Linked DNA regions of Homo sapiens: region 1 is linked to region 2. A link is a contact called in ENCODE Hi-C data. All regions are on one chromosome and are shown on one strand. The core of a region is the stretch at or near the end of the contact, and the rest is flanking DNA. Distances in the headings are between cores, read along the strand shown. Region 1 holds the start of DUOXA2 (dual oxidase maturation factor 2). Region 2 overlaps SORD (sorbitol dehydrogenase).

What was found. A loop is a pair of places that touch in the nucleus more often than their neighbours do. Pooled maps may share reads with other maps.
Region 1: a loop to region 2 is called in a map of heart left ventricle, with 2.8 times the contacts of the local background. The contact joins the promoter of DUOXA2 here to the enhancer-like site in region 2. A Hi-C loop is called at or near these places in 5 of 168 maps with a recorded cell type or tissue (HepG2, IMR-90, adrenal gland and 2 more) and 2 of 50 pooled maps.

Annotation. Positions count from the first base shown.
Region 1 is chr15:45,111,580-45,115,845 of GRCh38, forward strand. It overlaps DUOXA2 (dual oxidase maturation factor 2), which reads left to right and starts at 2,747. Exons shown (of 6, transcript NM_207581.4): 1 at 2,747-3,173; 2 at 4,220-4,266. The coding sequence starts at 3,027. DUOX2 (dual oxidase 2) reads right to left here and starts at 2,593. Exons shown (of 34, transcript NM_001363711.2): 1 at 2,394-2,593; 2 at 1,763-1,846; 3 at 1,408-1,497; 4 at 975-1,139; 5 at 189-376; 6 at 1-6. The coding sequence starts at 1,832. RefSeq lists an enhancer at 830-1,365.
Region 2 is chr15:45,059,140-45,063,446 of GRCh38, forward strand. It overlaps SORD (sorbitol dehydrogenase), which reads left to right. Exons shown (of 9, transcript NM_003104.6): 4 at 1,928-2,087. Among named protein-coding and RNA genes, the nearest start is that of SORD, 38 kb to the left of the region's middle. Within about 2 kb of position 2,277, at least 3 of the 41 ENCODE cell types and tissues checked have a DNase peak (open chromatin) inside an H3K27ac peak, as active enhancers do.

The DNA of each region.
Region 1 (4,266 bases), core at 1,497-3,996, 53 kb after region 2:
GTTGGCCTGCGGGGCACGCGGCGGGTGAGCCCGGGTCGAGAGGCGGCGGCGGGCCAGGGAAGGCCGGGGCCCGGCGGGTGTCCGCGGCTGGGGAGTGGGCGCCTCTCCCCTCCAGGCCCTGCCAGGCCCGAAGCCCAGGCCCCACCTGGCTGGGGTGCGGTCCCTTCCCGCCGCCTTCCCCGCCTCACCAGGTCCCGGGGGTTGCTGGGACTCCGTCCGGTCTCGGGGTCCCAGCGGCTCCTCTGGAAGGGCAGCACCACGTCCCCGCGCTGGTCGGGGTCGAACACGGGGTCTCCAGGTGGGATGCGGATGTTGAGGAACTCGGCGGGGCAACCGGGCGTTTCCACGCTCACCACGTCGGAAAGAACATGGTAGCCTGCGGGCATGGGGCGCCAATACGTGACAAACCGTCCGTATTGCGCCCTCCCCACGGCCAGGGCGGCCTCCAAGTGTCCTCAGGAGCCAAAAGACAGAGGTCCCAGTGCCAGCTCCGCCACCAGCTCTGCACGTTAGCCCCAGGTAGCCTCAATTTTCTAATCTGCAAAGTAAGACTATAGTGAGTTCCCTTCCTACTCAATTCATAAAGCTGTTGTGAGAATCAAAATGATATAATTTATGTAGGGGTACCCCAAGTCAGTCCTCCTCCCTCTGGGCTAGGGGGAGGTAAAATGGTTACAAACACACGGTGAGGAGAGCGGTGGCTGGGGAGCTCAGTTCCCAAGAGCTATAATGGGGGTCCAGTGACACCCCTAGGTTGGAATAAGGCGTAAGAGAAAGGTTAGATACAGAGCAAATATCTCTGTATCAACATCCCAAAATCTCTCCGAGATGAAGGCAGTCTCGAAGTGCTGCGTAGAGAGGAAGTGGTTGGGAGTCGGATGGGTCTCCTGTGGACTCGCAGACGGGATCTGGCCCCTCCCCCAGGCTGAGCAGAGCGCCAGATCAACCCCACTGGTCTCCCCCTTTGCCCTCACCAAAGAAGACCCCCAGTACGGTGCGGTTGTGGAGCGACGGCAGGCCGGCTATGCCCCGCGTGGCTGCGTTGCTGAGCCGGCGCGGGTTGGGCAGCTGCGGCTCCTCCAGAGCCTGATACACACCGTCGGCGTAATTGGCTGGTACGCGGCGCTGCAACCGGCAGCCTGCGGAGGCAGGGAGCGGGGCTCTGTCTAAGCACTCCATCCCCTAGGATCCCCCAAACCTCTCCCTAAGCCTCCCTCAACCCCCATCCCACTTCACTGACAGAACCTTCCCTCAAGGGTCTCTTGGCCCCGGGAGCGCATAAGATTGCGCTGTGTAGGCAGCGGAGCTGCTGGGCGCGTGTTCCCCGCAGATTCCCCGCTCAGGGCCTTTCGCGCCCCGGCCCTTCGCGAGCCACGGCCCCAGCACGCCCGGGCCCCCAGAACGCACCAACAGCACCACGCTCGTGGTGCCTCAGGTTGTTAAACCAGCCGTCATAGCGCTGCACTTCCCAGGGCAGTGAGAGTGCGTCCTGACTGCCTGTGGGCACAGAGAAGGGCCTCCTCAGCACTACGCTCCCAGCTACCCCTCCCGAGCAACGAAGGCCTTGGCCAGTCCTTCCCCAGCTCGCGGAGCGCCCCTAACCGGACCCAAGTGTCGGGCCGCACTGGGAAGTTTCCCATCCCGCTGAGCTGCACGGCGAAATGACCTTCCAGTCTCAGGGAGCCGCTTGCCGCACCTCTCCCCGCCCCACCTCCCAGGGATCCTGGGGAACACCCCGCCGCTAGAGGAGCCTGATACTTGCCCGATGGACCCAGGGATCCAGTCAGAAGAGCTCCCAGGAGCATCAGTGCCTCTGGTCTTGCACGGAGCATGCCAACCCTGCAGCCTGCGGGGTGAGGGTGGGGGTGGTAGGTGGTATGCGAAAGCCACTGTTAGGGCGTCCTCTATGCCTCCCCTCTTGTTCCTACAGCTAGTACTGGAGGAGGAGCACCAGCTGTTTCCACTTCTGGAAGGTAGCTGTTAGAAGCATCACCGAGGACCTTCATCCAAACGCCACTCTTTCCAGGACAATTGGCAGCTCTGGAGGCATTGACACTGTTCCCCATCCGCCACCCCATCAGAGAGTTAACCCCCGACCATAGGAACCCACTGGGCAGGAGTCTTCTGGGGCATGTCAGTCCAGGGCAGGACTGGTCAAGCCTCCCAGGGTGTGCCCAATGTCTCCAATGTTTCACCTCCACCCGCCCCCGATCCGTCAGGCTCCGCTTCTCCTCCAGGAGGCAGGGAAGGGAAAAAGGTTACTGACCTGGGAGTGAGGGACTGCAGCACCCTTCCACAATGAATCCCCCCTTCCCCAATAAACTCCCCTTCTGCAATGAACGCCTGTGCATGATGGGCGAGGGCTAGGGTCAGATCCCAAACTCTGGTCTAACCTGTGGTTTAGGGTGGTGTTGGGTTCAGATGTCTTCTTTCCTCTTAAAATCTTTGCTTCTGTGCTCTACTTCTTGCCTTCACCCTCACTCTTCCAGCTCCGCCGATCCTCAGCCTCCCCGGCTGCACTCTCACCTTTCTCTCTGGGTCCTTGGTCTCGCCACTGTGCAGGTGTCGGCTCAGGACAGACCTGCGCCAGTGTGAGCATCTGGACCTAGGGCTCACCCTCCTGCCGTGGAGGTGGGGCCCTTATTTGCACAACCTCTTCCAGCTCAGACCAGCCCCTGGGCTGGGACACCCGTGTGGCACGTCGCCCACGCTGCTATAAAAGGGGTCCCGCGCGACTTCCAAACTCAGCGCCAACCCGCAGAACCAGGAAAGTAACGGCTACAGACAGTGAGAAATAGTTTCGCTCGCCGGCTAGAAAAACTCTGTCGGTACCAACCCCAGAGCGTTGAGAGCAGCCCACCTCCACGCTTCCTTAACGGAGAGGTGCAGGACTCAGACTTCACCAGCCCACTCGGTCCCAGCCTTGTACGCAAAGAGACGCCAAGGACGCGCTCTCCCGCGTCCAGGCAGCCCCAGCTTGCTGGCTTGCCTGCCCGCCTGCGTGCAGCACTCGGCCGGCGTGCAGCATGACCCTGTGGAACGGCGTACTGCCTTTTTACCCCCAGCCCCGGCATGCCGCAGGCTTCAGCGTTCCACTGCTCATCGTTATTCTAGTGTTTTTGGCTCTAGCAGCAAGCTTCCTGCTCATCTTGCCGGGGATCCGTGGCCACTCGGTAAGGGTGTCCTCATAGTGCAGGTAGAGTGGGGGAAGGCTCATGGGCAGATTGTCTCCTGAGGGACCCAGGACAGGTAAGACTGTACAAGAGCCTCCATGAATAGTCGAATTGAGGCTCAGGTGGAGTGAAGTCAGGAGTCTGGTGCAGCAAGCACCCCTTTCCAAGGATAGGGAGAGCTCCCCATCCAGGATATCCTGGAGAAGGACCCCAGCTGGGTCCTTGGGAAGGCTGCTGCAGAGAATGGGCACCCAGTCCAGTAATCCTGAGGAACAGTCTAGGCTTCTTGTGCTGGAGGGCCTCCCACCTCTCCCAGGACTAAAGCTGCACTCTCATCCCATCCGGTGGGTGATGACCTTCAGGCCAAAAGGACAGATGCCAGCAGCTCAGACTGCAGTGTTCCCCTTTGCACTGGGTTGAGACACATGTGTATGGGTGCCTCATCCTCAGGACTGAGACTCCCACATTGGATTAGAAGTTGGAGCCAACTGGGTGCATTGTCTTAGACTTTCCCCCTCTCCCAGAACCTAGGTTGTGCATTTTTCAGTTCTGGGAGGACCCAGCTTTTCTGCATCTTAATCTGTGTTGCTTTCCCTGGAACTGGTGCACCTAGGAGTATCTGCATTCCCACCTCCTCCCCTCGGAGATCAGGCTGGGGCCTCCCTCTTCTGAGGGAGGTGACCCCTGCGTGCCTAGCACTTCTGGACTCACTGAGCCTCACCAAGCAGTGACTGGACCAGGAGGCAGAACCAGGACCAGGCGCCAGACAGCTAGGGGAGTGAAGGTGGTGGAAGAGTGCCAGGAAGTGGGGGTGGAGGGGAGGTGCTGTTAGGGTAGATGGGAAATGGGGCTAGGGAGGTGAAAGTGCGTGGTCACAAAATATCAGAAATGCCAGTAGCCCAGAGGGACTTGCAGGAAAAGCGTGCCTAACATTAGTCTCAAAAGTCTGGATATAACTAAAGATCCAGGTGAAGTGGGGTCAAGGGTGGTCTTGGGGACTCTGGTTTGGCAGGGCTCAGGCCTGACCCGGGTGCCTATTCCTGCAGCGCTGGTTTTGGTTGGTGAGAGTTCTTCTCAGTCTGTTCATAGGCGC
Region 2 (4,307 bases), core at 1,027-3,526:
AGACTGCTGTTTTGTTTGAAAGAATTTCACCGAGGACCTGCCCTAACTGTCTGCCTGCTTTTTTTCTTTCTCCTTCCTCACTTGGGAGGCTGAGGCAGGAGGACCACCTGAACTTGGGGAGGTTGAGGCTACAGTGAGCTGTGATTGCATCACTGTACTCCAGCCTGGGTGACAGAGTGAGATCCTGTCTCAAAAAACAAACAAAAAAACCAAAGAAACATGCACAAAAAAAAAACCCCAAAAAACCAGCAATGAGAAAACTGGAAACAACCAGGTTTTTTCCATCAATAAGAGAATGGTGATACTGACTGTGGTATACTCTTACATTGGAACACTATTCAGCCATGAAAAGGAACAAACTGTCATTTGTTTTTGAGACAGTTTTGCTCTGTCACCCAGGTGGGAATGCAGTGGTGTGATCATGTCTCTCTGCAGCCTCAACCTCTTGGGCTCAAGTGATTCTCCCACCTCAGCCTCCCAAGTAGCTGGGACCACATGCACACACCACCATGCTCAGCTAATTAAAAAAATTTTTTTTGTAAAGATGAGGTCTTCCTATGTTGCTCTTGAACTCCTGGGTTCAAGTGATCCTCCTGCCTTGACCTCCCAAAGTGCTGGGATTATGAGATTATAGGCATGAGCCACCACACCTGGCCAGACAGTTAATACCACAACAACATAGATCAATCTGAAAAGCATTATGCTAACTGAAAGAAGCAAGATTCAAAAGAGTATCTACTGTATGATCCCATTTTTGTGATGTGCTAGAACAGGCAATACTAATCTGTGGTACAAAAAAAAGTCAAAACATTGGTGTCCTCTGGGGATGGGGCTGGGGATTGACTGGGAACAGATACAGAGGAATAAGATTTCTGAGGTAGTGGTAGTGTTCTGTATCTTAAAAGGGGTTTGCATTCCTAGGTGATACCTTTAAAAAAGAACCATAAACAAATACTGAACTCTAGTTAATGATATGCAGGCTGAAGCATTTAAGGGTGAAGTATACTGATGTCTGCAGCCTGCTTTGAAGTGCATCGGAAAAGAAGATAGACTGATGGAAGGAGACAGAGATGAGACAGAGGGGTAGATGGATAGATATGTGATAAAGTGAACATAGCTAGATGTTCCTTGAAGAATGTAGGAGGAGGGTATCCAGGTGTTCGCTATACAGTTCTTTGAATTTTGCTGTATGTTTGAAATTCTTCATAATAAAAAGATAGAAAAAATAACAATTAGAGAGCAGTTCTCAGGCTGGGTTTCCAAGCAGGTGTAGTGAGGCATAGAATAGAAATATAATAGAGCTGGCTGTTCAGAAGCCTCAAGTATTACTCTCTACTGTACCAGAGTCCTCTGCAGGTCATTGGCCTTTGCAGTTCTACTACCAGGAATCAGTTGACTCCTAATTATTGTCTAAAAATGACCAGACTGGACATAAAACATGCTGTAATTATAGCTCTTGTCTTTGTAAAGGTTTTGCTTTCTATCTTCCAAACAGATGAAGAAAAAATGCCCGCAAACTCCATGTATTAGCTACCCCTTTTCCAGCAGTGTGAGATGGGAATATACTTGGCTTGCCTTAGCTGGGAAGTGGCTGTGGAGATAGAGGGTGGCTTGGCTTGTTGCAGGAGCTGGAAAAAGGGCAGGCCACACTGGGCTGTGGAGGAGGGGGCTGGTCCTTTTCCCCCAGAGTGACTCTGTGCTTCATCCCAAGTTTCCTCACTTGCCTAGGACACCCTGGGTCCCCAGGGAGGAGGGTGGCTCGTTAAGCTAGATTCTCTCATCTGGCATCTGCCCATGAGCATGCAAGCCTTCATAACATCTCTGCTTCTGCTGTTTTCAAAGGTTGGAAAACAAAGAACCAGACCAAAGAGCGGGCAGACTCTGCTCCCACCCTCGGACATGGTGCCATCTTTGTTTTCCTCTCCAGGTGATCGTGTTGCCATCGAGCCTGGTGCTCCCCGAGAAAATGATGAATTCTGCAAGATGGGCCGATACAATCTGTCACCTTCCATCTTCTTCTGTGCCACGCCCCCCGATGACGGGAACCTCTGCCGGTTCTATAAGCACAATGCAGCCTTTTGTTACAAGTTAGTGTCCACAGTCCCACTGGGTCACCTGGGACCTCTTTCCCTTCATTAGCTTGGTGCTGTTTCCTGTGGTTATTTCTTTATTCTTTTCAGCTCATAATTCCAAACATGAGGCATCACCTGGACAGGCTACTCTTCTTGGTGGCATTGAGAGAGGGTAGCCTCCCTAGGAATAAGACTGACTCACAGTGGTTGGTTTTAGTCTTTCAGTTTCAGTTTCCCTTACTTAGAGCAACAATAGAAAATTATTGCTGAAATCACTCACCCTCTGCAGACATCCTGGAGGGAATTCCTGTGGTTCATCCTCTGTTATTAGTTTCCACTGCAACCACCAGAAACGTCATAACAACAATGACCTCGGCCAGGTGTGGTGGCTCATGCCTGTAATCCCAGCACTTTAGGAGGCCAAGGCCAGTGGATCATGAGATTAGGAGATCGAGACCTTCCTGGCTAACACGGTGAAACCCCATCTCTACTAAAAAAATACAAAAAATTAGCCAGGCCTGGTGGCAGGCACCTGTAGTCCCAGCTACTTGGGAGGCTGAGGCAGGAGAATGGCTTGAACACGGGAGGTGGAGGTTGCAGTGAGCCGAGATGGCGCCACTGCACTCCAGCCTGGGCAACAGACCGAGACTCCGTCTCAAAAAGAAAAACAACAACAATGACCTCGACAATAGCAACAACACACCATGACAGCAACGGCTGACATTTCCTGAGGTGTGGTGTGCTGCCAGGGCTTGAGCTCTGGGATCCTGGATCTACTCCCTCCTGGCAAGTGATTTTGGAGAAATTATTTCACTTTTCTCTGATTCAGTTTCATTTAATCGCCAAAATATTAAATAAGGTGATGCATGGAGAGTCATAATTATTATTACTATGTGCCTGCCCTTGTGCTAATAAGTGGTTTGCATGCTTCAATTTATTTAATCTCCACAAGAATAATGCTGAGGTGGGCACCGTTATTGGGTTAACCAAGGCAGAAGGAAGCTCATTGACTTGGGCACAGAGCACAACCAAGAGTCAAACTGGGGTCTCTGTGAGTCTCAAGCTCCTGCCCTGTGCCCACTCCCCTACCCTACTCCGATTCTCACCCCTGAAATTGTGAAGTTGAGTCTGGAGGAAGCAAAGTGCCTCCCTTTCTGCGTGGCCCCCCATGGCCCCAGCCGTGGAGCTCTAGGGTGCCGAAGTGCCGCTTTCCCCCTGACCCAACCCAGATGCATTCTTCCCCCACCGCAGCCTGGCCCCAGTGGTGGTTTTCAGCCAGGATGGGGCTTGTCCGGTGGAGGCCAGGTGCCAGTCACAGGAGCAGTCTGACAGATCTGAGTTTTTCTAGGGCCCACTGGGAGCCTTGAGAGGAGTCACAGGCCAGAGACCTTGTGATGGGTTTAAGTCAACACCTGAACCTGCTCTAGAAGTAAGCAGGTTACATGTGCAGAGTACACCTTTCAGCAAGTGGTTCCTGAATGGGCCCATCTTTCTCGGGCCCTTTCCAAGTCAAGACACCAAACGAAAGTTTCATGGAAGGCAGAAGAGCATAGTGGTGAAGCCCACTGGTCTCTGCCAATTACAACTGTGTGACCTTGGGCAAGTCACTTAAATTTTGTAACCTCAATATCCTCGCCTGTAAAATAGAAATAGTGATGGTACCTCCCTCACAGAATTACTGATGAGATCCAATGAGAAAAGCATATCAAGTCTCCAGCATGAGGTCTGGCACATAGTAAATGCTCAGTAAATGGTACCAAGCTATGCCATAGTCATGGCCTAGTGGTCTGGGCATGGAGGTGCAGGAGTAGGCCTGAAAGAGAGCCTTGTGCTGGTGGTTTATAGGGAATGATGGGGCTCTGGCTGGCAGTGGCAGTGGCAGTGGGGGTGCTGAGGAAGGTCTCTGGGGAGTCCTACAGCCCTGCCTTTCTTCTCCTCCCAGGGGGCTTTCTGCCTGTGTCCCCAGTTCTTCCCTAGACCCAAGCCCTCCTCTCTGATGTCTTTTTAGGATTCCCATACTACCACAGCCTCTTTATTTTTGTATCTATTTTCTTTCTATTTTCCTGCTTCTCCTTGGCTTCTTGATCATCTGTTACCCAATTTGGACTGTTCCCTGAACCCCATTGTAAAAACTACCAAGTTGCCTCATCACTCTCTGGTGTTTATAAAGCATGAAAGGTTGGGGCTGGGAAGAAACTTGGAGTCTTCTCATCCTCGTTCTCCATCAACCCCCAC